7 separate regions of the Mus musculus genome follow, and regions 1, 2, 3, 4, 5 and 6 are each linked to region 7. The links are chromatin loops, found by intact Hi-C in ENCODE. Cell type or tissue: left cerebral cortex. All regions are shown on one strand. Region 1 has its middle 620 kb from the start of Gm22313. Region 2 has its middle 400 kb from the start of Gm22313. Region 3 has its middle 610 kb from the start of Gm22313. Region 4 overlaps Lrrc4c (leucine rich repeat containing 4C). Region 5 has its middle 590 kb from the start of Gm33780. Region 6 has its middle 530 kb from the start of Gm22313. Region 7 has its middle 470 kb from the start of Gm22313.

Evidence for each region. A loop is a pair of places that touch in the nucleus more often than their neighbours do. Peaks named below come from ENCODE experiments on the same cell type or tissue, not always from the same donor. Only the 100,000 strongest peaks of a DNase experiment are listed, where the experiment ranks them.
Region 1: it touches region 7 in a loop (2.9-fold over the local background); 2 of 42 quality-filtered maps call a loop at or near these places.
Region 2: it touches region 7 in a loop (5-fold over the local background); 2 of 42 quality-filtered maps call a loop at or near these places.
Region 3: a loop joins it to region 7, with 4 times the contacts of the local background. A loop is called at or near these places in 2 of 42 quality-filtered maps.
Region 4: it touches region 7 in a loop (9-fold over the local background); 4 of 42 quality-filtered maps call a loop at or near these places.
Region 5: a loop joins it to region 7, with 10 times the contacts of the local background. A loop is called at or near these places in 3 of 42 quality-filtered maps.
Region 6: a loop joins it to region 7, with 5 times the contacts of the local background. A loop is called at or near these places in 2 of 42 quality-filtered maps.

What each region holds. Positions count from the first base shown.
Region 1 is chr2:97,855,438-97,859,437 of GRCm38, reverse strand. No RefSeq gene overlaps it. Among named protein-coding and RNA genes, the nearest start is that of Gm22313, 620 kb to the right of the region's middle. In left cerebral cortex, no CTCF peak of the experiment used is centred here; no DNase peak of the experiment used is centred here.
Region 2 is chr2:97,638,560-97,642,559 of GRCm38, reverse strand. No RefSeq gene overlaps it. Among named protein-coding and RNA genes, the nearest start is that of Gm22313, 400 kb to the right of the region's middle. In left cerebral cortex, no CTCF peak of the experiment used is centred here; a DNase peak (open chromatin) is centred at 2,408; H3K27ac peaks cover 268 bases.
Region 3 is chr2:97,847,491-97,851,490 of GRCm38, reverse strand. No RefSeq gene overlaps it. Among named protein-coding and RNA genes, the nearest start is that of Gm22313, 610 kb to the right of the region's middle. In left cerebral cortex, no CTCF peak of the experiment used is centred here; DNase peaks (open chromatin) are centred at 1,332 and 2,059; H3K27ac peaks cover 622 bases.
Region 4 is chr2:97,464,487-97,468,486 of GRCm38, reverse strand. It overlaps Lrrc4c (leucine rich repeat containing 4C), which reads right to left. Exons shown (of 9, transcript NM_001363047.1): 6 at 67-347. Among named protein-coding and RNA genes, the nearest start is that of Gm22313, 230 kb to the right of the region's middle. In left cerebral cortex, a CTCF peak has its summit at 2,171 (motif pointing left); DNase peaks (open chromatin) are centred at 1,106, 1,248, 2,107, 2,541 and 1 more place; H3K4me3 peaks cover 2,549 bases; H3K27ac peaks cover 2,534 bases.
Region 5 is chr2:98,121,593-98,125,592 of GRCm38, reverse strand. No RefSeq gene overlaps it. Among named protein-coding and RNA genes, the nearest start is that of Gm33780, 590 kb to the left of the region's middle. In left cerebral cortex, no CTCF peak of the experiment used is centred here; DNase peaks (open chromatin) are centred at 793 and 1,946; H3K27ac peaks cover 1,179 bases.
Region 6 is chr2:97,766,623-97,770,622 of GRCm38, reverse strand. No RefSeq gene overlaps it. Among named protein-coding and RNA genes, the nearest start is that of Gm22313, 530 kb to the right of the region's middle. In left cerebral cortex, no CTCF peak of the experiment used is centred here; a DNase peak (open chromatin) is centred at 1,578; H3K27ac peaks cover 428 bases.
Region 7 is chr2:97,705,918-97,709,917 of GRCm38, reverse strand. No RefSeq gene overlaps it. Among named protein-coding and RNA genes, the nearest start is that of Gm22313, 470 kb to the right of the region's middle. In left cerebral cortex, a CTCF peak has its summit at 2,133 (motif pointing right); DNase peaks (open chromatin) are centred at 1,974, 2,483 and 3,074; H3K27ac peaks cover 1,187 bases.

The sequences.
Region 1 (4,000 bases), 150 kb before region 7:
AAAGGAGACCAAACCACCATGCCTAGAAAGGAGTAAGACCAGACCTGAGAGGTTCAGGAGAGAAAGCATAGTGATCATGTAAGAGCCAAGGAAGTGGTAGTGGGTGGAAATTGGGTCTAGGGCAGCAAAGATGGAGTATAGATTGTTATAAGTAATAACTCAGGAATATCAGAGGGGAAGTGTTTTGCAGTGGTCCAGCCACTGAGCTGTTTAAGAAATATTAAAATATAATGATGCATGTGTGTGTCTTTTTTTCAGGAACTCCAAACATTGGGGTGAGGGGGAAGGAGTGTGGGCTGCTGCAGTTGGGAAGATTGAGTGGAGATTAATTAGCAGAAGGGGGTTGGTGAGGGACTGGGTAAAGGAGGGGCAAGAAATGGTGAGCAGTGGTTGGGATGTAAATAAATAAATAAATAAATAAATAAATAAATAAATAAATAATATAAATAAAAGGGAAAATAGCAGTGTATGATTTTGTTATAATAAATAACATACGTACTAGTGTTATTTAAGATATTCTCTTTTAAAGATTTTTATTATATATTTTTTTCATTTACATTTCTAATGCTATCCCAAAAGTCCCCTATACCCTCCCCCTGCCCTGCTCCCCTGTCCACCCACTCCCACTTCTTGGCCCTGGTATTCCCCTGTCCTGGGGCATATAAAGTTTGCAAGACCAAGAGGCCTCTCTTTCCTATGATTCTCATATACTATTATTTTCAATTCACTTGCATTAAAACCTCTTAAATACTGTAATTAAATAAAATTAATGATTTATGTAGTATTTGTGAGGAAATATTAAAATCTCAGAAAGAGCTTTACATTTGAATATTCTCAACATTTTAACAATCTATGGTTTCAGCCTCTATGCAACATTTATTTTTTTTCTAATTTTTCATTAAAAATGTCAAAGGATGGAAAATTTACCAAGAATCACAGAGTAGTCCTCTGAAAATAGGCATGTGGATACCACTTGTGATGATTTGCATAAACATGGCCCCTATAGGATCATATCTTGGAATACTTATTCATTAGGAAATGGCACTAGTTGTGAATGTTTAGGAGGTATGAAAATGTCTGAGTGTGTGTGGTTTTGTTAAAAGAAGTGTGTCCCTGGATATGAACTTTACGGTTTAAGAATCCAGTCAGATCCAGTGTCTCTTCCTCCTGCTTCCTGAAAATCCAAGTTTTGAACTCCCAGCTATTTCTTCAGCATCATGTCTGCCTGTAGGCTGCCATGCTCCCTACCATGATGATAATAGACTAAATATCTGAACCAGTAAGCCATCCACAACTAAATGCTTTCCTTTATAAAAGTTTCCATAGTCATGGAGTCTCTTCCTGGCAATAGAATAGGGACTAAGACACAAATTTAGCAATTGATATTCTTCTGTGTGAATGTTGTAATTTATTTAAAGGGGATTTCTCTGTCAAAATAGCTTCAAAGGCTGTGCATGTTCATTTTAAATATAGTAAAGAACTGAGAAAGGTGTTGTTTAAAGAGCTCATTTGCTCAGAAAATGATTTTTATTCTCTGTAACAAGCCTTGGCTGAGATGTAGAATTCATTGGTAAATCTCAAAAATAAAAATTGGAGTTAATATGCCACTGGAAGTCATTATAAGAGACAGTGCATTTCAGAAAACAATGTTTATATCTCCTTCATTCATGTTTGGGAGTCTTGCTGCTATACAACCCTATATTGATGTACAGGTCAGCAGTAAAGTTCTATAGCTATGGCAAGTACTGGTTTACAATATTTTATTAATGAATACTTATTTCCCCGAAGAACCTAATTTATTAAGTAATTTCAGATGTTCAAAATGTTTACAAGTTTTAGTCAATGAATCTGAAAATGATGAATGATTTGTAATGAGTGCTGTTCTTTTATTTATTTATTTTCAAATTGAGGGCCAAGATTGAAAAGATGTACCAAATGGTCCCTTGTTGAGGAATGGAGCCACCCATCCATCTAAAAAATATTAACTCAGAATCATTGCTGTTTAAAGGAAATATGGGGACAAAGAGTGGGGCAGAGACTGAAGCAAAGGCCATCTAGAGATTGACCAACTTAGGGACCCATCCAATATTCATCCACCAAACCCAGACACTTTTGCTGATATCAAGAAATATTTGCTGGCAGGAACCTCATATAGTTGTGTCCTGAGATGGAACCTAACAAAACAGATGCAAATGCTTTCAGCCAACCCTCAGACTGAGGGAGGGGACTCTAATGGAAGAGTTAGGAGAAGAACTGAAGGGGTTTGCAAACCCACAGGAAGAAAAACAATACCAACCAACAAGACTCCCCAGCACTCCCAGCTACTAAACCAGCAAACAAAGAGTACGCATGAAGAGATCCATGGCTCAAGATGCATATGTAACAGACAATTGCCTTATCTGTCATCATTGGGAGAAAAGGCCCTTGGCACTGTAAAAGCTTGATGGCTCAGCATAGGGGAATGCTAGAAAACTGAGGTTGGAGTGGGTGATTGGGTGGTGAGCTCTCTCATAGAAGCAGAATGGAGAGAAATAGGATAGGGGGGTTGAAAAGGGGAAACCAGGAAGGAGGACAACATTTGAAATGTAAATGAATAAAATAATCAATAAAAAATTGAAAAAGAAAAGAAAAGCAAAAAGAAAAGATGTGCCAAACTATGAAAAAGCAGCATTGAAGAGTTAAAACTTGAGTTAACAACAACAACAAGAACAACAAACAACAAAAAGATTCATCTGGCATTTAAAGAAGCCCAGGTACAATATTGTGTTAAACTGAATAACTGTCTATTGAGTTATTAAATAGTGGACGGCCTCAGCCTTTAAAAAATAACTTGAAATTGTTGTTCTTACTCAATAAATAGATTTACATATATCTTCTTTTAAAATTTTCTTTAAACCTTTGTACTTCATACTTAAAATACAAGACTTCTTCTAGTCTTGCCCCTTTCACTTTTCACAAACACAGTCTTGCAGGTACTAGAGCAAGACCATTAAGAAACATAGGCAGAGGAGACTTATATCACAATCAGGAAACAGATTTTACCACAAACTGAATGGGAAAAGCCTTGGCCCTTCACTTACACTTTTAAATTCATTAAAAGGTATAAATCTATATCATTATAATTAAAATGTAAATATAATTAAATAAATTAGTATTTTATATAATATTCTATATTATGTGTAACATAATTATGTACACAAAATATAATATATACAATTAAAATAAAGAAAATCATATGAAATTATTAAAAATGTTTAATGCTTAAAACATCCAGTTGTGGAAGTTAAAGAGATGAAATCATGCTTACAAATTCTTTTTATTCTTCCAAATGCCCATATTTCCATTCGAAGCAAAATTAGGCATCTTACTACCACCTGTAATGGAGCTAAATGAGTGAATACTCATGTACACACACACACACACACACACACACACACACACACAGAGAGAGAGAGAGAGAGAGAGAGAGAGAGAGAGAGAGAGAGAGAGAGAGAGAGAGAGAGAGAGACTGTCAAACACAAACACACACTTTAAATAATAAAAATAAATACCATTAACAATATGTAGTAGTATTTTGATGTAACTGCCATATAGTAAGGTCAAGAAAATTTTAATTTTAATAGTTTTGATCACTGATTCCTCTCCATCAACCTCCCAGGTCCTCAGGATCTCCATACCCACTCAAATCCACATCTTTCTTGTTTTATTTCATTAGAAAAGAAACAAGCACCTAAAAAACAAATAAGATCAAGAAAAAAAAACTAGCAAACAAATATAGTCAAGAAAAACCATAAAAAACTCATGAGATGTAGAGACACATGCACTTACACACAAAAATCTCATTCACACACACACACACACAAATTTTAATAGTTTTGATCACTGATTCCCCTCCATCAACCTCCCAGGTCCTCAGGATCTCTCTCTCTCTCTCTCTATATATATATATATATATATATATATATATATGCAAAAGACCTGCAATAAAAAATACTTAGGA
Region 2 (4,000 bases), 67 kb after region 7:
TCCTATCTAAAGTGAGATGTTCATTCAAGACACATCTGAAAGTGTCATAGAAGACTTTTCATATTCTTTATGGGACTATTAGTAACAATTAATATTAATCTCACTAATTTTGGTGAAATAAAGCTCAACCTAGAACAAAGCCCCTTATATTGCATTCTCAACTACTTACTTTGCAATTTCACATCATTGTGTATCATATCCATGATTACATGATTAACTATGTCATTTGACTTCTTTTAGCCTGTAATCCTTTACAGTTATAACTTCATAAAACTCTGAGTTTAAAAAATAAATAATAATATTTATTAAAAATAAAATATTCAGGTCAAAGTTTAATGCTTCCCATAAAAGTTCAACTGCCTTCAGTACATTTAAAATCGATAATTTCCCCCTTTCTCTTCACATCTAAGAAATGTACTTATTTCTTACAGTTATCTCTTCCCCACTGAATTCTTGTATTGCAAACTGGATACTTCCCCAAATTATCAAGTTCCTTTCCAAGTTTTATATTTCAAGCTCTAAAGTTAATACTGCCAATTAAAAAAAAGTTTCTATGTTGACACCTCTAATGTGATTTCCCATCATTATTCAAACTCCATTCACCAGTAATCTAGGGAAGTAGTCAACTTCTATTAATTCTTTTGGGGAGCATTCATCACTCAGCAACTATTAACATCTTACTTTTCTTCCAGTTCAGTATTTCTATTGTTTAGTAAATATAAGAAGCTGGAATCTCTCTGCTCATATTTTCCATGGGACTAAAGCTCAGAACCTAATTGTCTGTCTGTGTTCTTTATTGAATTCTTTGATCAAGCATTTCACAATGTACTTGTGTCTGATTTTCAAACTCTTTTAACTTACTAATTTTAACTAAGTTTGACAGTTGCATTTATTTATATAATAAATTCATATTTCTCTCCCCACCTCCTTATGATTTAAATACCAATTCACTCGTTTCTTGCCATTTTCCAAGTTTCATGATTTTTGGTCACTTGTGTGATCTGTTTGATGTTACCAGTCATCTCAATAAGCACTGGATTACAAGAATCATTTATTTCTGGTGGTATAACCACTAGTACAAAATTAAAGACATTAGCAACCCCATTCCTTTTTATGATTCTATGCCTATGAAGTAGTCAGTGTCCTGAGAACCCTTCTTACATCCTGTGTTCTCAGTGCATTCATTCACAGTTCCAGAAAGTTCATTATTGCGGTAGCTGTGTATTTTCTAGACGATGGCATTTAACAGCCCTTCTTAGCTTACAACTCTTTTTGCATTCTTTCAACAATGTTCCTTGCTCAAAAGCCTTGTATACAAAGACTGTAAAGTTATTGATTTTATTTTGAACTATATTATTTCATTTGGCATAGAACATTCAGTGAGTGCATCAGAAATGGAAGACTCATTATCCTTTAACTGAAATGATATGACTTTGGTGTGAATATTTAAAATTGGCTACTGGTTCAATATTACAAAGTCTGTAACTAGTGGTCTGTTCTTAATTTTGTTACTCTTGTACTTATTTGTAATTCAGTGGTAGTTTATAGTAGTCTGTTAAGTCATCAGTTATTTTACTATAATAGTTTTAATTTAAATTAGTTGGCAAAACGTTTACTAATATGAAAAATAACAACTAATAAAATATAGAGGCTTTGATTTATCAAAAATAGTTTTGGGTTAGTTAAATATTTTGTATTCAATGTTGCTTGTTTGAATCCATGACTTTTGAAAGTTATGTCTTTGGATTATAGCATATATCATATGCATGTTTCAGGCAAGTCAAGTATATATTTTACAATGTAAAGGGTGATATTTTAAATACTTTAAACAGCTTTGGTAGTATATTTTATTCTGAGAAAAATAAACTGAAAATGTTATTGACTTTATGTAAAGTTTATATTAAAATGTTACAGAACTATGGAGTTATGAGGAAGTTTTTAAGAAAAGGCACAAAAATATGATCTTTTTAGTGAATGTGTGATTCAGAGATATCCATCAATGACATTTGATTGGAATATAAAAGTGAATCACAATGTAGCTCTAAAAATAAAGTGCCTAAAACTGAAGATTTTTTTTCAAAAATAGTATTGATTGATTTATTTTCATCTCTGAATGGTAGTCATACCATAATGTCTTCCATCTGAACTTCTGTTAAACTGAATGAAATTTAATTTAAAAAAAAAGTTTCAAACAGGGGGTAACCAACCCAGATCTTCAAAGGTTTTGGCTTTACCAACTTCAGCAGTGAACTTGAACAAATAAGAGTGAAACCAACATCAATTACCAAGAAATGTATCTCTACGGAGAGGCTTATTTCCCAAAGGAACATGATCTCATAGAACCCAAGAGATGAAATATTCTCAGAGAAGTGCTCACAATTTTCTGTTCTGAATAATATATGCCATTTCTAAATCAAGGCATGCAGTAGCCATCTGGAAGCTCTACTTTTTACTTTCATCTCGCCCTTGATTTTTTTTTTTTTTTCTAATTCTGGTCTATGGGAAGAGCACTTTTAATTCTCTTTCTCTAAACAAGAAGAAACCATGCCTATATCAAAGAGTTTTGTAAAACCAGAGGTGATGCATGTGGCTGTAATAACATGATTGCTGGTAAACCTAGAATTTACCTCTTCCTAGAGGTCAAGAAGTATTTACTCTCCATCTGACAAACTATAGTATGTTGTCTAAAAAAACAACCTAAAAATTTAATATTTCTATCCTTTGGACTTGCCATGACCTAGCTCAAGAAACAAATGAGTATTTGAGAATGAAGCAGTAAGATAATAGTTAAGAGCATTTGTAGTTCTTGAAGAAGACTAAGGTAAGTTTCCATGCCACATGTTGGACTCAGACAGCCCAATTCCAACTTCAAAGGACCAGACACACTTCTGGTCTTCCTTTTACACACAAAGAAGTATATCTACATATATGTACACACACACACACACACACACACACACAGAGGGAAGGAGGGAGGCAGGGAGGGAGGGAGGGAGAGAGAGAGAGAGATACACAGACAGACAGACAGACAGACAGAGAGATGTACATATAAATTCAGTCTTTAACAAACGTAGTGAGTGTGGAACCCATTGATTACTATTAGTTAATATTATATTGCATCACCGTAATCAATGAGACAGCCATACTAATATGGATTAGGGCATTAAGGTGACCATTATCAGAATGGAAGGTTCTTAGAAAGGAATTTGATCTGGAATGAAGAATTTCTGGGAACAAGGTTTTCAGTGAATGCTAAAACCAGGTGAATTAATCTCAATTGGTTACATGACTTACTTTGATGAGTGCATCAAGACCTCAAATATTGCCTGCTATGGAATTACCTATACCAATCATATTTATTGTACATGAATATACATGAATATATATGTATATATACATCAATTTGTTCCATTAGCAAAAAACTCTTTCTTTGTATTTTTAATACCAACTTCTCTGTCTTTTCTAAGGTTTCTTTCATTATACTTATTTGTTTTAAAATATATTGACATATACATAATATGTACATAAGCAGGTTATATAGTATTTATTCTATATTTTAAAGCATACACTCTCATTAAAACGTGAAGGATGACCTTGATCACATAATGCTCATACTTCAGTATGTGAATAGCTTGTGCTAGAGGTATGTACTATTGGACCAACCTGTCTTTGTTTCTGTGTTTCTGACTTTAACCCATCACTATGTGCCATACGAGCAAATGTGGTATTGAGGAACATTTTAACAATTAAATTGACTTGGCTCTCACGTTTTCAAGTTTGAAGGGATGAAAGTGCAAATGAAAAGACTTCCTTTTCTATAAAATACAAAGCATTTTGGGTTTTAAATCTTGATGCAGAGTCGCATACAATGTAGGTTGCCCTATGTACCCAAGTATGACATGGCATTTCTGTTCCTCCTGTCTCTAACTCGAATTGCTGGGTTTATGGGCAGTAGGTACCACACCCAGTTTTGTGTTGGTAAATGCTTGGCAAGCACTCT
Region 3 (4,000 bases), 140 kb before region 7:
ATCAAGTTTAACAGATAAGCAGTGTACATATAGTTAATTATCAATGCTGATAACATCAAAACAGACATAAGGATTCTATGTAGAGCATAGTAAATTCTGCAGCACATAAGTGCAGGTGTAGAGAATGTTGCAAATATGATCTCCTTAGTCAAATCACTGAAGATAGAATTTTTTGTTTCAGATTCCTTCTATAATTATCTAATAAAAGCTGCTTCTGAATTGTCTCCAATATTTAGGAAGGGTTACCTCTTCATTTAAAAACATGTATCCAATAACTTGATAACTAATAACATTTATGGTTTTTGTTTCTGTACTCAGCTTAGCTGTTACTCACCTATCTGTTCCCCAGTAAAGCAATGATGATATAATTTTTTCCCATATATGAGGACTCCTCAGTTAGCATCTGGATACACACTGAGAGAATTATAATCAATGTATGAAGAATTATACCCTAAGTAGGAAAATGTATTGTACACTGAAAAACAAATGAATTCAGTAGCAGAAATATCAAATATCCTACTGCACAATTACTGTCTTACAGTAATTATTTGTATCAAAAATTAAATTTTTATGAAGCATTCCTGTAATAATTTTAATAGTTCATGGAATCATGATGAGTTGATTAAAATTGTCACATTTTAGTAAAACCTGTGGTGTTGTCTGAATCCTTTGACAACATGTGCTCCATACTCACCTTTCAGAATGATATTAAAACTGTGGTCTGAGAGAAAATAGAAGTCTTAGTCCTCCTCATTGGAAAGATACTACTAACAATTACTTTCTGTGAATTTTAAATTAAGCTCTTCCTCCATTTTACAATAAAAGACAAGGATGGTGTGGCATCATCTGTATTATTAAAGCCAAGAAGAAGACTACCAAAATGGTGTGGCATCATCTGTATTATTGAATCCAAAACGAAGACAACCACATTTTTCTCTATGTGTATGTTTAGATCTGTGGTTTTGTTCTGTAATTATACCCATGCTAAACATGCTGTATGAATTAAATTTTCCTAAGAGACTTTCATCCTCGTATGTAGATGACTTGGAAAAATTCTCCACTAGTCACTGAAATATCCTGAGGAGGTAATAGATAGGTGTAGAGGCTAGCTATCCCTTTCTCACAATTGGAAGCAGCACTATGGTGCATATGCATAATCACATTAATGATGAAATCTGCTAAAATCTTTTTTTCTGAAACTTGCAGCAGGAGGGTGAGGTTCATTGGGAAGAGAAATGCAACTTGAAGCTGAATATTTTAAAAGGTATTTTTGATATGAAAAAAAAAAGAGAGGGAGAGAGCAAAACAGAAAATTCTTAATACAGCTCTGTGTCAACACAAGTTCCTTGCTTGATAGGAATTGTCATAGTGAGCCTTCCTTAGCTCCTTGACACAGTGAGGATTTTTTTTCTCCTGTCAAACCCACTATATCAGTCTTGGATGAGACAGAAGACTGCTATTAAAGAAATCTGCTGAACGATTCAAGGTCTCCAGCAAAGATATTATTTTTCAGCAGTCATGTGTTGTTAATGGGTAGTCCATTTTAAACTGTAAGCCCCACTTTCAGACATAGCTTCTATATTTCCATTTTAGCAGATACTTCAGTATTGACTTTTTCTGGAACCAGAATTTTCAACATTATGCATGTTTTATTATCAAAATGACACCAATGGATTCTAGGAAAAAATAGTTCATTCCCTTGAGTGTTTTTTAACTTGCCTGCATAAATCTAAATTATTGTTAAGTAAGTACCCCACAGTTAGCTTTATAGGTCTGTATTACTGTCAAAAAATTGACTCAAATTTGAGTACTTGAAAATAAAATCTCCGTTAGAGCTTCTAATATTTGTGAGAAGCCCAAAGACTATATAATGCATAAAACACACTTTGTAGAAGAACCTCTTCCCGTGACCATCCCCAGCCATCCCCATCCTGAGGGATGATGGTGGGAGAAAGTAAGGAGGCTTTCTGCAATGAGGAATATTTTTGCTTTCCCTATTTTAAAGGAAGCTCATTTGAATCATAAGGATTCATGGCACATGGCAGGAAGGCAAGTTATCAAGAAGAGAAAGTATAAAATAGGATCCTGAAATTTCTTACCATCTTGGCACATGTCTTGAACCTTCTGTTCATGAAACTATTTCCCTTGTAAAGTAAGACTACTGTAACACCACTCTTCAATATATAGGCAAGAGAAAAAATGAGATACTCAATATGAATCCAAAGTTATAGACAAGAAAACACTGTCATTCATTTCTTCTGGTGCAAGTCTGAAACTCATATTTATCTTTATCTTTATATATGTTAATGTGCAAAACAGTATACGATTTCTAATGACTTATTTCTATGATTCTACTATTTTATTTTGTTTATGATATAAAGGAATTTCTATGTCTTATATTTGAATATATTTCATTAAATATTACCATAATTATATATCAGTATTGATCTCTCAGAATTTTACTAATTTCCAGGAAAGAATAAAGGCTGCCTTAAAACAAACAAACAAACAAACAAACATGGTGCCTTTTTTATCACCACATAGATTTTTTTTTAGCTGAACTCATTTTCAGAATCTGTGCCATATAGAACTCATATCCTAACATACAATGGATTTCCCAGAATATGCAACATAGTTAACATCTTATTTGTCTCAACTACTTTCAACTTGGAGAGCGGGAATCCAGGTTTTTCCTCACTGAGTGTTCTTTGTTCTAAGAAGAATGTTGAAGGGAAATTACTTAACAGGTCATTATAACAGCCTTTTACCATCTCCAGCCAGTAGCACATACTGTGACTTTTAATACAGACTCTCTTGACAGACAAATTGAAAACATGAAAACATCCCACATTCCTTCCTCAAAAGATCTATCAATGGCTGAGTAAATCAAAGTCAACTGATTATACTTGAAATTCTGTGTGACCTATGAACATGATTTACTCAGTTTTTCCTATTTCTAAATAACTCTGATATGAAAGGTACCTTGTGGAGAATGACACTGTAAGAATCATCCACTGTAAAATGAATCCTAGGTTATGAAATTTTATATGTATGTGTTTATAAGTGTGTATTAGTAATGGTCCTCTAGAGGAATAGAACTGTTAAAATGTCATATCTTTATCTCTCTCCATATGTATCTATCTATTTATAGATAGATAGATAGATAGATAGATAGATAGATAGATAGATAGATAGATAGATGCACACACGCACACACATACACACACACATACACACACGCACACACACATGGTTTATTAAAATTGCTTACTGAGGTCCAACTAGTCCAATATTGAATGTCTATCAATGGGGGGGTTCAAGAATCCAATAGTTATTAAGTCAGTAAAACTAGATATCCCAGCTAGTCTTCATTGCACATTGTAATCACAAAAAAGTAGCCTCCAATCCCAGTGATGGGATGGATTTGCTAGTGAGAGCAAGAGCAGCAAGAGTGGAGGAAGCTAATTCTTCTTCTATGTCCTTTCTATAAATTGCCTGAATAAGTTATGTTCCAGATTGGAATTGGATCTTCTCATGTCATAAAATCTACAAGAATAGTGGGTATTTTCACTGCAAATATTATAATTAAGCAAAATCCTCTCATAGATGTGCTCAGTTACTTGGATTTTAATTATTTCTAGATGTAGTTACATTTAAACTCAAGAATAGAAATCACCGTAGAATAATAAAAATGATACGTTAAAATATGTAGATTGTTGACATGACTACATTCCAACATGAGTCCTTTGGAGATCTCTACATTGTCTAGATAATATTTAATGATTTTTCATTATGCATGTGTGTAAAGAACTATCATAAGAAAGGGAAACTCACTTGGGAGAATCATCATACCCCTTAGCTGTTCTGGAATAAAACAGGAAACGTGGAGACAGAAAAAGATAATGGTTCCATCTCAAATTTATGTGGAGAAAAATTAGATTAAAATGATGTTTAGATGGTACAGATAAAAAGGTAGCATATTAATCATCTTTCTACCCCC
Region 4 (4,000 bases), 240 kb after region 7:
AGAACCAGAACACTAAATTAATGAACAATTTCTGCCCTGATAAATAAGAAAATTAGGATCACTCACTGTATTTCAGCACAGCTACATCCCGAGGGAAATCCAGGTGGTTAAGAACAAGAAAGAATGCACGGTCTTGACACCAAAAGAAAACGAGAAAGAAAACACACAAAAAAGGAGGTTGGTGAAGAAAAAAAAATCCAACTGCAATTATCCTTCAATTTTAGTCAACACGGGCACTGATCCAAGGGTCCTCTGCTGATTTCTTTCCCAATCAATGCTTCCTTCTTCCACGGTCAACTTTTCTTCAGTGGGATTTCTTTGCAGATGTATTATTAATTTCCTCTCCTCTTGTGGGAAATTCCAAAAGAAAAAAAAATATATATATATCAGGTCTTTACTTTTCTAAAAAAAGCCCCAAACTTTTCATTCCAAAAATATCTCCTTGGCGTACTTTCTCTTTTACAGAGAAAAATGAGCACACTTTTTCTTTGTGGATCCTCAGTTCTTCATTTCCAAACATCCTTGGGGGAGGGGGACAGCTATTTTATGATTATTTATGTCAGAATACACCAAACCCCGCAGGTCTGACATCAGCTTATTTCATTTTTCCCCCCAATGCTCTCCGTGTGGCCATATACACATTTATGTTACGATCCAGGTCTCACAAGAAAAAGCTTCATTCTTTCTTCTCTCTGGCACCATCACCTTATCCTCTGCGTTCTGCTCCAAGAGAGAGCTGCGTCCCGTATCCTTCATTTTAGCAAGGCACCCAAAAGCCACCTCCTCCGGGGGTTAAAAAAAAGGAAAGAAAAAAAAAAAGAAAAAGAAAAGGAAAAAAAGAAAGAAAAGAAAAGAAAGAAAGAAAGAAGAACAAAAAAGTCTTGTCTTTACATCCTCGATTCCTTTCCCCAGCTTTCCCTTCGGAGAATTTAGGGATCAACTGCCCCCACCGGCTACCCTTCCGGCCGGCCCCTTCGTCAAAGATCTGATTAGATTTCTCATCACAACCCAGTGCGCAATTGGATTTTTGATTTCAGCCACCCAGCCACCTTCCCCCCTCGCCCCTCCAAACTCCCTGTTAGATCCCGTCGCCTTCCCTCCACCGCCTCTGCGATTTCATAATCTCACGTTAAATGGAGTGCGGGGGGCAGGGGCGGGGGAGGGGGCGGAGGTAGAGGAGGAAAATTTCAAGGCTCCGTCAGCTGTCAAGAACAAACCCGTTCCGCCCCCGGTCAGCTACTTTTTTTTTTTTTTTTTAAGGCTCTGGGTGGCTTTCACTGGGTCCCCTCCCCCACTCCCAGCACTGGGTACAGGTCCTCCAGGTATAGCTGAACTGGGCGATCAGGGCAGGGATCACCGGAGAGACGCTCGATGCGGTCCCTCGCCAGCGGCCCCTGCCAGCACTGGTGTCCCCTTCTCCATCATCCAGCAGTAGATCTCGAGTCCCCAAGGTTGTGGAAGTTCAGGCTAGGCTTTTATTTCAAGCAGGGAAAACAAAGTGAAGGGGCTGACGTGGTGTTAGGTAATTTTAAAAAGGAAAAAAAAATATTCAAAAAATATATTTAAAGAAAAAAGGGGGGGGGGTAACGAAACAGGAATGAAGAGGGTTAAAAAAAATTCTCTAATCACTGGCTCCTCTCATCCTTCTGGAATGAAACTGCAGCTTTGATCTCATTTCCAGCTGCGTTGGGGACGGTCTGGAGCCACAAGTTGATTCCTCTGTGCGCAGCCGTTCCCGACGCCCGCTGGTCCTCCTGGAGGAGATTCGTCCTCGGGCGCGCAGCTGCTCTGCGCCGGTCTCAGTGCCATAGTCCCGGCTCCCCTTCCATCCACTTCGCGGTGAACTCTCTCCCTCTCCTCTCTCTTCTCTCTTCCCAGATAAATGAAAGCGCTCACTGAGCGGTTGGCAGCGTCTGCCAGTCTAGACTTTCCACCAATGCCAGGTCCTGTTACTTAGGGTCCTGACTCCCCAAAGCGTTCCAGGACTGCAGTCCCTTCCCCTCCTCTGGCCCTCTTTCTTGCCCCTTTCCCTTTCCCTTTCTCCGCTAGAGATCAGTAAAATACAATTACCCAATTACCTCCCATCATCTTAGCAGTGATTGGTCAATTGCATTAACACTTGAAGTCAGGGAAAAAGGGATTGGAACCACTGAGGTGTAGCACTGCTGCCACCTGGAGGGGAGAGTCGGAAAAACGCCGTTTTAAAGCAGCCCCTCAGCGTCCGAGGCTTGTAATCAGAAAAAGCAATTCAGGCTGTGTGGGAGTTGTCAATTTTATTTTTATTTTTTATTTTTTTTAAAGCTTGCTGGTTTTCATCCCGAAAGCTGAGAGTTTTAAGGTACAAAAGAGAATATATTGAAATCAATTCACCACTTGATTTAAAAATTATCAACAAACACTAAGCTTTTCCTTTCAGATTGATGGTAGGAGCCTCTCTGGGAAGTCCAGCACGCTGGTCCCAAGGTAGGGATTAAGACTGCTCTCCTTTGGAGAATTGGTTTTTCAGGAGGAATCCAGGGTAGGTCAGGAGCTGCCAGGGAGGGAAAGCTTGGGGGAGCAGGGTAATCTCTCCAGGAGGAAACAAGTGTAAAGGCTAGATAGGAGCCTTCAGTCTAGGCAGTGTTGCAGTAAATTGGCCTGTTCAGTTTGTACAAGACATTCGGGACAGCTTGACAACTCAATTCCAGCATCCCTCGCTCCTGAATGTGGGCTTTTCCATCACCCCGTGTTAGAAGAGCACTTGGCAAATTTCACCTCTACTGCCTTTCCTAAGAAGCGGGGACCATAGAACAATGATAAAATAGTTACATATTTTGACATTTTTCTCTGGTATATAATTATCACAAAACTCTTTCCATTAGCTACAGTCAGTCATTTTTAAGTCTCCCAAGCATATTTGAGATATGAGGTCAAATGAAATTTAAAGTGATGATTATAAATATTAGCGACTGTGCCTGTTGAAAGTGAAGGTAAATAAATATTTTTGTTTCATTTCTCCTAGGGCCTTTTTTTATGGTGTATTTGGTCATCTGATTTGTGTGTGTGTGTGTGTGTGTGTGTGTGTGTGTGTGTGTGTGTGTGTGTGTTTGTGGTTTTGTTTTATAACATTCCAAATATCAGATACCACTCTTGGCTCAAACAGAGTGTGCAAATGTTTAAAAAAAATTATGGCTGGGAAATAAGATAAGAGCTTTTGTGTTACTACAGGGATATCAAAGGCCTATCCAAGTTCATGACAAATGTTCTTTTCCCTTTTATATTATATGCAAACCCCTATATATTTAGTTCTTTGGAGTTCAAAAATGTATATCTATACATTTCTTTGAAGGCGAAGGAGAAGCGGTAATATGGATTTCAGATGTCATCACCTGCAAGGGAAAATACCCTCGTCGCAGATTCAGCTTCATTTGCTTATGGTTTCTCAATAGGTTTGTGAGAGCATTGATGTAGTTGTTACACATGTACAATGTGAATTTGTGAAGGAGTTAATGCTTTTATATTTAAAAAGATGTTACATGGCCTGATTCACAAACACTAGTAAGCCACTGGTTATAACGTCAGTTTGTGTTGGTCAAGCATCATTTACTCACTGGGGAAACATTGGAAAATTCTTTCCCTAGATGCTCTGGATGGGTTCAGAGAAGTTGCCCCCCCCCCATTTTTAAAAGTAAATTGAAAGGTATTAGGAATTCTTTTTAGGGAAATAGACAGCATAGGGAAGATCAACAGTATGGTAATTCAAACCGAGGTATACCAGCTGTTACTAGACACCTTTATCACCCTTCAGAGTTAAGTATTCTCTTGAGTGACATAAAAGGAAGGAATGATGCTAAGTAGAGAATCAAGGAAGATGTCCTAGTTCTGCTTAGTGTCTCATTGCCTATCTACAGTACCAAAGTTGCCTATTTGCTCTACACGACACTGAACTGGTCATCTGATATTCATATTTGCATTCATAGTCAATTATTAATCACGCTTCTGTATGATGTTTTGCAGCCTC
Region 5 (4,000 bases), 420 kb before region 7:
AAATTTAAACCACTGCATAACTTAAATGTTTAAAATCTATACCACATAATTTAGAATTCTGTCTTTCCATGAAATAATACAAACTTACATTTACAATTTTGCTATTGCCTAATTTTGTGTTCTGTGTGATCTTGACAGAACATTAAAGAACAACATGAAAAACAGAGTAATCAAAAAGACCAAAACATTGATCATTACTGGTGTAAATGGAATAATGGTCTCAGGATATCTTTTCTGTATTGTAGAAAAGTTTAGAGCTAAAAGAAGTCCTTGTGGTATCATTCTGTTCCTAGGCAAATAAACAGCCTATACAGACACAACTTTGTAATGATTATATTCTCATCAAGCAAAAAAAAAAAAAAAAAAAAAAAAAAAAAAAAAAGCAGAAAATTCTCACTTTGTGCTTTAAAACACCAGGTTGTCATAGTGTATACTTTCTGCTGTTAGAAACAATAATTCACATGTTTTGAGTAAATGAATCTACTTATTTATCCATTAAAATTATACATATATTGATTTTGCATATTTTGGTATAGTAAAGATATTATAATATACTTCGAAACATTCTGAAGAATTCCTGAAGATGGAGAAGGAAAAATAATACATATTTTAATTGTTAATTAATGAGATGTACTTTTATTAGAAAATTAATCTGAGATAAGGAACAATGCAGACAGTTCTGTCATGTGCTACCTTCTCAGGTAGAGGCAGCTTTCAAAACACACTTTAGCAGCATCACAGTGATGCTGTTACCATGGAGACAGCAAGCCCTGGGAGAAGCCTTAAGAGGACTGCACAAGAAGAGACACTCAGAGCTCTGTTTTACATACACAGCTGTCATTTGTAACTACTTTATTCAGCATTACTGCTATTGCTGATCGTACAAGTGCAAAATGGTTAACAGTACTGACAACAGCTCTACACAAAAGGCCAGGCAGCTTCAGATGATGTTTTCTCTGTTTTCCATTTACTTAATCACCAGCTGTCAGAGAGCACAAGAAAATTTCCTTTGGGTAGTTGTGTTTTAGAAGATACTTGGAGTGCAAAGTGCATGTTGACTTAAATCTAACATGATATTGGAAGTTACAGCTTTAACTCCTTAACTTAATCAAATTAGTGGATAGTAAAATACAATTAATAACCTCCTTTTGTATTTGCTAGTGAAAATAAATCAAGGTGTGGGGAGAGACTCTGTCTAATAAATACTTCTGAATTTGTGATGACCTTTGTGTATAAACATGAATTCACTCAAGAAATACTAATTAACAATATTTTAAGCCAAGAAAATATCTGAGGTAGAAATTAGGGTGGAAAGAAAAATGGTCTCTTTTTATCTGTGAACATTTTTCTTTGGAAATATCAACTTGTACATTTGGCTACAACAGACTACAACACATTACAAGACACAGTACTGAAATATGTCTTTTCTCCTTTGGAGATTGTCATTGGAAAGCCAGTCTGTAAACATGGTTTAAGAAGCCTGTTACTCATATACAAATGCAATGCCAATTCTCATGGTCTTAGTGAGGAGTATCCAAATCTGTTGGTATGCTGCGGGTGAGTTTTGAATGTTATGCCTCTGAATGATTTGAACTGAATGAATGAAAATTCATCCTATTCAAGAATATACTCAGTGTCTTAACTCCAAAGCTGTGTTTGACCAACTCTCTTACTTTCTTGATGTTCCCTCAAAGTTAGCAGTATGAAATCTCTTTTATAGAGAAAGATGTGAATAAATGGAAGGAACAGACAAAGATTAGGTTTTGAAATGCACAACATCAATAAAATGGCACACTTTATTTTTATTTCTTGCCCTGAGAAAGAATAGGCAGCTTAAATTTAGGTATCCCAGGGCAACGGGTATGTGAATTAACTCAGTGCCACCTACTCAAGCTAATCTCTGCCATCAGAATCACGATGCCTTCTATGTAAAGATACTGCAATAAAAGAAGAGGGCTCTGAGGCATGCTTAGAATCTACTTTATAATTTAAGAACCTAGTTCCAAAATGTAAATTTAACTCCTACTTAAGTATCACAGCAGCTGCCATCTTCTTGGCACAGGGAGAATGTCTCTTCTTCACATTGTAATATTTCTTAACAAACCCAGAAACATATGTGCAAAGGAGAAACTATTTTGGTTACAAAATATCTTTGAATTTGTTTCAAAGGCACTCTTGTTTATTAAAATGCATGTTACTTGTTTTATAAGGATTTTGTACTACTTGGCAACTTGAGATCACATAAAAATTAGTTCTTTTCAAAGGTTTCTGTACCTATCTAATGTTCCACTTGAAAAAGTCTGTGATTCTGAGCTATTTTATGTAATTTTCATTTATCATGATTTAACTTCATATACATAGCCATACTTTGACATTCTAAAATGTTTTTATGTATCCTTTACACAGTAACCTATATATTTTTTTAAATTTTGATTTGTATGTATGTCATGTTTAAAAAATGTGATATGGCTTTTTTCTGATATACTTACTTAATAAATGTAATACAAGTGAGTAGATGTGGTTTATACATTTGCTCTCTTCAGATCATTTGGAATTTATTCTATGGCTAGTGTCAGCAAATATAAAATTCATATTAAAAGTATCTTAATAAGCATCCAATTATCTTAACATCATACATTTCATATTTAATTATTATGTATTTTATTAAAATTGCTAATATCCATTTTGATTGTGATTTTAATATTTCTAAAAATCGTTAAATGTTATTGTCTTTCCCATCTATCTAGTCAAATTAACAATCTCAGTGTTTCAGATTAAATGCTAACTCCTCATAAAATTTCCTCAATACCCACTTCAAACTGCTTTATTTCTCCATTATATTGTTTCAGTGTTTGTTCCTGTATTCTCTGTCCATTTTTATTCTGTGAAACAGAAAAATGCAGCATCCAACTCCTAGAGGGACCATCTATGCTTTTTGATAGAGGCAGCATTGAGTTAATGAGTGTGATAAATGAAGGCAGGGAAGAATTTATACAAAGAATGAACATTCTCCTTGGATTTATTCCTCTGTAGTTGATTTAGGTATGTTGGGATGCCTCTGTAGTTTGATGTAAAACTTCATGAACTATATGGATGAAAGTCTATTATTTTCCATAGCCTAACAGATATCTAATTTGTAATCACTCAATAGATATTTGCTTATTATTTTATTACTGTACCATTCATTTTTATTTAAAATACTCAAGGTCATAAGCCACTAAAGAAAGCAACCCAAACAAAAACATATAAAATTTCATTATACTAGCAGTTGAGACTATGGTAAAACAAATTGTATAGTTTATATTATTAAAATCAACACTTAAATTTAAAAATTGTTAATCTAAAAGCCTTCAAGTTGTCTATAGTTAAAACAATGAAAAAATATACATAAGCCTTAATCACATTATGTTCTGTACACATATATATGCACATTTTCAGTTGCCATAAAAGAATCAATAATAATTAAAAATCTTCCTCTTAATTTAGACAAAACCATCTCAGATAAGTTTATTGTGTTAGAGAATTTGTATTACTCAGACATTGCTTTTACGTTGCCTCCCCAGTATCTCAATTTCAAATAGATTTTTAAAGTGACTATTGCATTCAGTATTATGGACCTCAGTTGTAAAATATATTTCATGTGAAAGCTATACTAGCGTGGGGAGGAGAACAAATAATTACTTGGATAGAAAAATTGAAATCATACTAGTTATACACAAATAAAATTGATGGATTAGCATTTATATATAATCACTTTGGGTAATATTTAATAGACTTTTGGTAATATTTTTGAGTGAAATTTATTCATTCATACGTGAGATTAAGTGAACTCTCTCCATTAATGAGCCAAAAATGAATAATATTAATCTTTTGGAATTTTGTGGCCATTGGTCATCAAATAGAAGTGTATTTTAAATGTCAAGTTCTGAACTAGGAAAATGACTCAGTAGAGTAATTTATCATGTACTTAACCTGTACAACCCTTTGACTTCACTCAAAA
Region 6 (4,000 bases), 61 kb before region 7:
TGTGAAGCTGAATGTGTCAGAATATCTGGGGTGAGGGTGTCTAGATACAACTGGTATATGTGCTGTGAGGTATCAGATTAAGCACTGGGTCTCTGCTCCCCTTCATCCTAATTTAAATACATTAAAATACCTCAGTGATAGTAGAATATAGACCACTTTTATAAAAGATATTACAAACAATTACTTTAATGGAGTATTTGAATATCTGATTTGCATCTTTTATCTTCTAGACTCATTGTCAACAGCTTTTATCACAACATTATTTTCTCTTTGTCAGGAGTCTCAAAAGAATATGGCAATTCTGGAATTTATCTGGATTCATGAAAGGTTTTATTGTTTTTCATGGATTATGCAAATTTCAAATGATGATCAAATATTCTTCTGATTCCTTTTGCAATTATTATATCAGGACAGCAAGAGCAGCATCTCCAAAGAGCTTGGTAGGGAACCAACATTGAGCTCTAATATAGACCTTTGGAATTACACACTTCTTGAACGCATTCTGAGGTTTTGTGATATATAATATTGATCCTAGTATACAAGAAAAATTAAACTCTAGCAGGAAAAAACAAAAATATTTTGAAGATTAAAAATGATAGTGTCACAGCCATTATTATACTACTAAATAGTTTTCATTTGAATAGTGTACTGTTCCTGTGATTAATATTCTTCATTTGTAACTGATTTTAACTCCTTTAATGATTCATATGACCTTAGAATTAGACAAAATATAGGGAAATGCTTCAGAAAACCATCAAGTCCTAAAACAATGGCAATCCATTGTGTGCTATTTTATCCACCAAAGGACATTTTATGTCTGAGTGAATTTTTAATGGTCATCACTGGAGGAGAATGGTTTCTACTTATATTTATCTAGAAAAGAGCAAACACTTTATGGATATCCTATACATAGCAGGATGTGTCCTCACAATGGAGTTATTGTTTAATTCAAATATCAGTTAAGGTTAGGAAGATAAACTAAGACAAGTTACTCATTCAAATGATAGTTTTATGATCTACGTTTTCTTCACAATTATTTCATTTGCATATTCTCTATAGATAGTTCTTGAATATCAACAATGATAATTTGCATTCATTTAAACTATTTAGCATGAATAAGGTTGCAGGTGAAAAGGTTTTTTTCCTTTTCATTCTTGAAAATCATTTATATAACACTAACACACTTAAAAGGTTCATTTTCCTCATATCGAAAAGAAATTAATTTGAAGATCTCACTGCAGTTCAATTCAAAGAATATTTTTGTTCCTCTATCTTGCTTATTATAAATCTCTGGCTTGAGCAAACCCAATAATAATAGAAGGAGAAAGTAATCTTATTGCTACACTTTCTTTTTTTCATACCATTAGTTATCTTGCTATAACTTCACATATTCAAGTTTACTGTGTGTTTAAAACAAGCCAAGCAAATTAAAGTAGTAAGAAAAAGACACATTTTATCAGGATCTTGGCAGATTAAATGAAAAAGAATAATTTATTTTTTTTCCTTTTCATACTTTCCAGCCCACTCTTGGATGACAAATCCCATATGGTGATGACAATGAAAATGGATCGTCTAAAGATATCTTGCCACCATACTGCTTACAACCTTCAGGAAAGACGGAAAAGGCAGTAAAGCTGCCACAAGAAAGTGGTTGATGAATGATGTCTAGAAGATAACTAAAATAGATTACATACTTACGTTTTCTGTCATGCTTGCTACAGAGATTTCATTCTCTATTATAGGACATCATATCCACATCACTGATGCTGTAGAGATCTATTGCATTATATATCATACCCATGTCCAAAGGGCCATAAATTAGAAAGTAAAAAACCAGAGTCTGGTTTTAGATAGAATAGACATTGGAAAAGTGTTGGAGCATCAAACACTAAAACACAACAACCTCATCCATGCTCGAGCAGATAGCTCTAATTAAGCTCAGTAGGGCACATAAGAGGAAGAATACATGAAAGTAGGATGGGAACCACATTTAGAAGAAGGAAACAATTAGAAAAGATAGAGGAGAAAAGGAAAAGTTTAGGAGTGAATTACTAAACAGTTAAAAATACATGGAATTATTCAAAATAAATGGAAAAGTATAATACCTCTCACTATCAAAGTTTAGCTTAAAAATTGGTATTGTTGAAATTTTTCCTTCAGAATAGAAAAGATGATATTCCTCTTTATGTGAATTCCTATATCCCATGTATTCTGAGACACATAAATATATCATAATTCTAGAAAACAATCGCAAGTTCATTGATTATACTTATGCTCAGTAGTTGTAATGACAACACATAAATTCACTTGGTTTGTCCTTGAATTTAGAGACGGAGCAAATTTACCAGTCTATGAGCAGCCTAACTAAACTGTTGAATATATGGAAAGGTGGAAGGGCATTGACTTGAGAATCTGACTGACATGTAACAAGTTGAAGTAATGATGTTCCACTGTCATTGCAGATATATTTCACACACACACACAAACACACAATTACTATAGCAGAATAATGTTCTTATTCCAAAATATCCAATCCTGTATTCCCAGAAACTGTGAAATAGTTCTTATATAACACAACATCTAATAGAGATATGATTATTTGCAAGATTTTGATATGGGGAGATTACTATAGGTTAACTATAAAGGCTTTATCTAAATACACAGAGGGAATGATTCCTATGTGTGGATGTGGGAACTTAATTTTTTTTCTTTTTTCTTGAATAGAGAATATTGGCCATCAGCCAAGAGAGCTAGGTAATTTCTAGAACCTGGGGGAAAATGGAGAGATATTATTTTGCATATTTTAAAGAACAAAAATTCCTGATCTTCCAAGGTGGTTATTTGGAAAAAAAAAAAACAAAAAAACAAAAACAAACAAAAAAAAAAAAACAAAAGTTTGTCATTATCTTGTTTGTAAAATGTGCCGAATTATGAAAAAAAAAATCACAGAGTTGTCACCAAATGCAGAAAAGAGGCCTTTACTTATTGTATTAGTCAGGGTTCTCTAGAATCACAGAACTTATGGATAGTTTCTAGATAGTAAAGGAATTTATTGATGACTTACAGTCAGCAGCCCAATTCCCAACAATGGTTCAGTCGCAGCTGTGAATGGAAGTCCAAGGATCTAGCAGTTACTCAGTCTCACACAGCAAGCAGGCGAAGGAGCAAGAGCTAGACTCCCTTCTTCCAATGTCCTTATATTGTCTCCAGCAGAAGGTGTAGCCCAGATTAAAGGTGTGTTCCACCACACCCTTAATCCCAGATGAAAAGGTGTAGCCCAGATTAAAGGTGTGTTCCTTAAACTAGGAGATTTAATCTTCTGGAATCCATAGCCACTATGGCTCAAGATTTCCATACCAAGATCCAGATAAGGATCTCCAAGCCTCCAGATAAGGGTCACTGGTGAGCCTTCCAATTCTGGATTGTAGTTCATTCCAAATATAGTCAAGTTGACAACCAGGAATAAGCACTACACTTATTGAACATCAAATAACATGATTCTAAATTTGGATAAAATTCAAATTCCTTTATTAATTCTGACAAGGCAGTAGGGAAGGGTTCCAATTTCAGTTTACCTAAGGGAGTAAAGATTCACTACCATCAAAAACAAAAATCCAGGTTAAAAAAAAAATAATGAAAAGAATTATGATTCAAAACAAACTAAATATCACTTAAGGTAGCAAGGATCCTGGGAACCAAGCTTATAATAGACTTTCTGATTGGTACTTGCTAAACACTTAAGTGGAAATTGATTTCTGCAACCTGCATTACCTAGTGTGTACTTTGTACTTTATATTTCACTTTTTACATGCAAAGAGCTCAGTTACAGTACACAGAGGAATAAGTTGACAGATCCAGTATTAGAATGAATTCTAATATCTATTTTTTTTTCCATTTTTTATTAGGTATTTAACTCATTTACATTTCCAATGCTATACCAAAAGTCCCCCATATCCACCCACCCCCACTCCCCTGCCCACCCACTCCCCCTTTTTGGCCC
Region 7 (4,000 bases):
ACCTGCTTTTTTATTTTAATTTTATAGGGAATTACAGTTAATAGATTACATAAATCTCAACAAAGACCTTAAACTTTGAAACTATGAACATCTCTGAGACTGTGATAGACTACGGGGACTTTTTTTTTTTTTTGTTTTTTTTTTGACTACGGGGACTTTTAAAGTTGGACAAAATGTATTTTGCATTATGCTGTGGCTAGGTATTACCCCATAGACAAGTTTATGGGGACCAGGTAATTTTTATGTACCTGGCCCATGGGAAGTAGCATTGTTAAGAGGTGTGGCCCTGTTAGAATGGGTTTGGCATTGCTGGAGGAAATGTGTTGCTGTGTATGTGGACTTTGAGATTGCCTTGTGCTCCAGCTCTGCCCTGTGCAGAAGAAAGGCTTTTTCTGGCTTTCTTCAGAGAAAGAAGTAGAACTCTCAGCTCCTCTGGAAATATGTCTGTCTGAAGACTGTCATGCTTCTTACCATGATGATAATCTACCAGACCTGTGAAACTGTAAGTCAGCCCTGTAGGCATAAATCATTCTCAACCTACTTTTAATAAGGGTTCAATATCTCCTCTTGCCAACTACCAGACAGAGGTAGTGGAAGGGAAAAGTTATTAGGATATGCGGGAAGTCGACCTGTTCAGCAATAGATTTTTTAGGGTGAGGTTGCTCTTCTTTGGCAGCAGTTTAACCCTGTAGCAAACACCAACTATGAATTAGCAGATGTAGACGATTCCTCTAGGCAAATAGACATCAGGCAGCTGTAGTTCAATACTGAAGATACTACCAGGCACACCAAATGGCTGACATGAGGCTGTGGAAGAGGCATGCTGCAGCAGGAATCTCATGAGCAGTGCTTGGGTGAGTTTCTCTCAATGGTGGCATTACCACAAATTGAGTTCAACAATGATATGTCAGACAAACCAATGTATGCATGCCTTTAGTGAAGAATAATGAGGTCCAGTAAACCAAACCAAAGCTCATTCCTCCTCTGCCACTGTCTGTGGGGTCATAATTTTATATCGTCATCAGGTGTCCTTTCATTTGTCTACTATATCAAAACCTCCTTTCACCTGTGACTACTTCACAAAAACAGTCTTTCATGTGTTTGCTTTAGCAAGACAGGCTTTCACCTATGTGCCCAGCAAAACATCATTTAACATAATTAACTTTCCAAAGAACTAGAAGTGTCCACTTTATAGTACCAATTAAATATTGTCCTTTATAAGAGTTGCCTTGCAAAAGGTGTCTTTTCACAGCAACGAAACCCTAACTAAGACAAATACTTATTTCAAGTACTCAAAGTATATTGTCATTCAAAATTAGCTTTTTTTCATTAGCCAGGAGAATACACATATGGAGAGCAGGCATTATCACAAAATGATAGCTGTTCTGAGTACATGGTGCATATACATTAATTTATCTCACACAATTAAGCATCTGCTTATGATGGCATATTTGTTGTATTAATAAATGTCCACTGAATGTGGATAGTGAATTGGAAGTTTAGTGTACATTGCCACATACCTACAAGAGATACATTATTGTTTTATAATATGCTAGCTAAGAAATAATAGTCTCCAATATGATTTTGATTGGAACAAAAATATGGAATAGAGTAAATCAAATTAGGAGAAAATGAAAGAAATGAGAATACAACCACAGCTCAGTGAAAATTTGAGAAAATAGAAAATCAGCCTTTGGGAAGCAATAAAGTAGAGACCAGAAGTGAAAACACAGACTGAAATGTGGAAAGAAGAAAAATTTACAACTAAGCTCAGCACAACAAATGGATTAAGACAGTACAAAGCAAAGACACTGTCCTATGTGCCAAGGACAGGCAGGGAGCTGTGGATGTGAGAGCTCAAGACAAAGGCCACTGTCACCAAGCATGCCCGAGAAAGGCTTATCCACCAAAAAAGGCTGTGAGGCACTTTCACATGCCTGTTTTTGCTTCTGTCGCTCTAGCCAAATGGGGAAGGATGAGACTAGAATTTGGAACTCTTCTAATCGTATTTTTGTCCCAGTGTGTAGGAAGTGTTGGAAATAATAAAACTATTCTTAAGACACCATTCCTTGGCTTTCTGTGGAAGAAAAACAGTTGCAGTGCAAGTTAACAATCTCTACTCAAAAGAACTCAAATTTTTGTCTGAAGGGGGCAGTATTAAAATCATCAGCAACTTATCTCATCTTAAAACTGTCTTCCCTGAATAATTAGAAGGGATGATAATTTGATTATTTTGAGTAAGATATCCACAAAAGTATGCCATTGATTTTTGTTTTGTTTTGTTTGTTAAGTGGTGTGTGTGTGTGTGTGTGTGTGTGTGTGTGAAGATGATTAAGCCAAGCCAAGGCAACATGAAGACTCAATGAACTGGGCAGCTTTCCTCAATACAAACTGCAGTATATTGACATCATTTCTTGGACACATTTATATACATGTGAATTTTAGAAACAAACTCCCAGGCTGTACCAATTTTAGAGCCAATCCACCAAGTAGCTACAATCATTGCTATTTTAATAACTGTATTCATTTCAAAGAAACTCAAGTAATGCAGCTCCCTGCAAAAGCTTTGAAACTGATTAAGCCCTTGGGATATCAGCATTTCTAAAGGAAAAAGGGTTCACAGTTTACCATGCTATTTATAAGTATATGAAAGGGAAAGATTAAAAACAACATTGTAAGTGTCTCCCTAAATTTCTTGCCTGCCAATGCTTTACTCACATTACAGAAAAGAAAATATATATGTAAGTAAACTGAAAAGATATAATCTTGATTAAATGAACTAAGTGAGAAAAAGAAGTCTATATTGTTCTGGTAAATGTCTTGAAGTCTATGATAAAAATAGTTGCCCTGCAAAGACCCTCACAATTTTTGGAATGTCTGTCTATATATTGCCCCAGTTGACTACCTGCACAAGACTTCACAGATCCATCCAATTCTGACTTGACTCCTTCCCTGCGGATAAACAATAAATTATATTCTCAAATAGCTTGCATGACTCTCCATGTCGTCGGCAGATGCTCTCCAGCTTCGTCTGATATTCCTCAAGCTCCCTTTCCAGCCAGCCCTGAAAACAATGTCGTGTGTGCACAGAAGGTGCTAAATATTTCATTTAAAGTCTGAGTCATTATGCTTAGTGTATGTACCATGGCTTCCATATTTGTCACACAAAGACATTTGATTCAGCCAGTATTGTAACCACACATAATTTGTTCAGGAGCCTAGTAATTTTATAATAGTTGTTGGGCATAATGAATGTAGGCAGAATTCAAAATCTTAATTTTCTATTCACTACAAACCTTGCTAGTAAATGAAATGAGTCTGCAACTTTTGTACTCAATATTTCTAGAGAGGATCTTAGGAGAAGAAACTGTTTCAGGTTTCGGGGGACAGTGAGATGAAACAGACTCCTGACATGCTTTACTCTACCCTTCAACGTCACTGGTGCTACCTCAGTTGTAAATTGTGTGATGGGATACAGACCATAATACTCAACTCTGCGATTTAAGGAATCATCTATGGAGAAGATTCTTGTAATTGAGATGCCTAGAATTGAGACAAAAAAAGAAAAGAAAAGAAAAGAAAAGAAAAGAAAAGAAAAGAAAAGAAAAGAAACATTTATTCTATTTTTAGACTGAGAACAGGTTATAAGTTCTAAAATTTTAACCCCACCAAAAAGACTTGAGTGAAACACAGAAATGTTTACATTTCTGAAGTTCTATTGTTTTCAATTCAAACTGATATCTACTTATGTAATTGCTGGAATATGATCAATTGCATATATTCTTTTAGCACCAAAAAGTATTGGTGTATAAGCTTTTTTTTCCAAGGTGAAACCTTCATCACTTTAATTTATAACCTTTATAATCTTGGTTCTATAGCCAGGGGTGTTGAAAGGGTTGGGAAACCTTATGCCACAGTCATTGGGAAAAAAAAAGAAAGAAAGAAAAGAATAGTGTTCGTGTCCTCTAGGTATATTTCTCACAGGTCAACTATTTTTGCA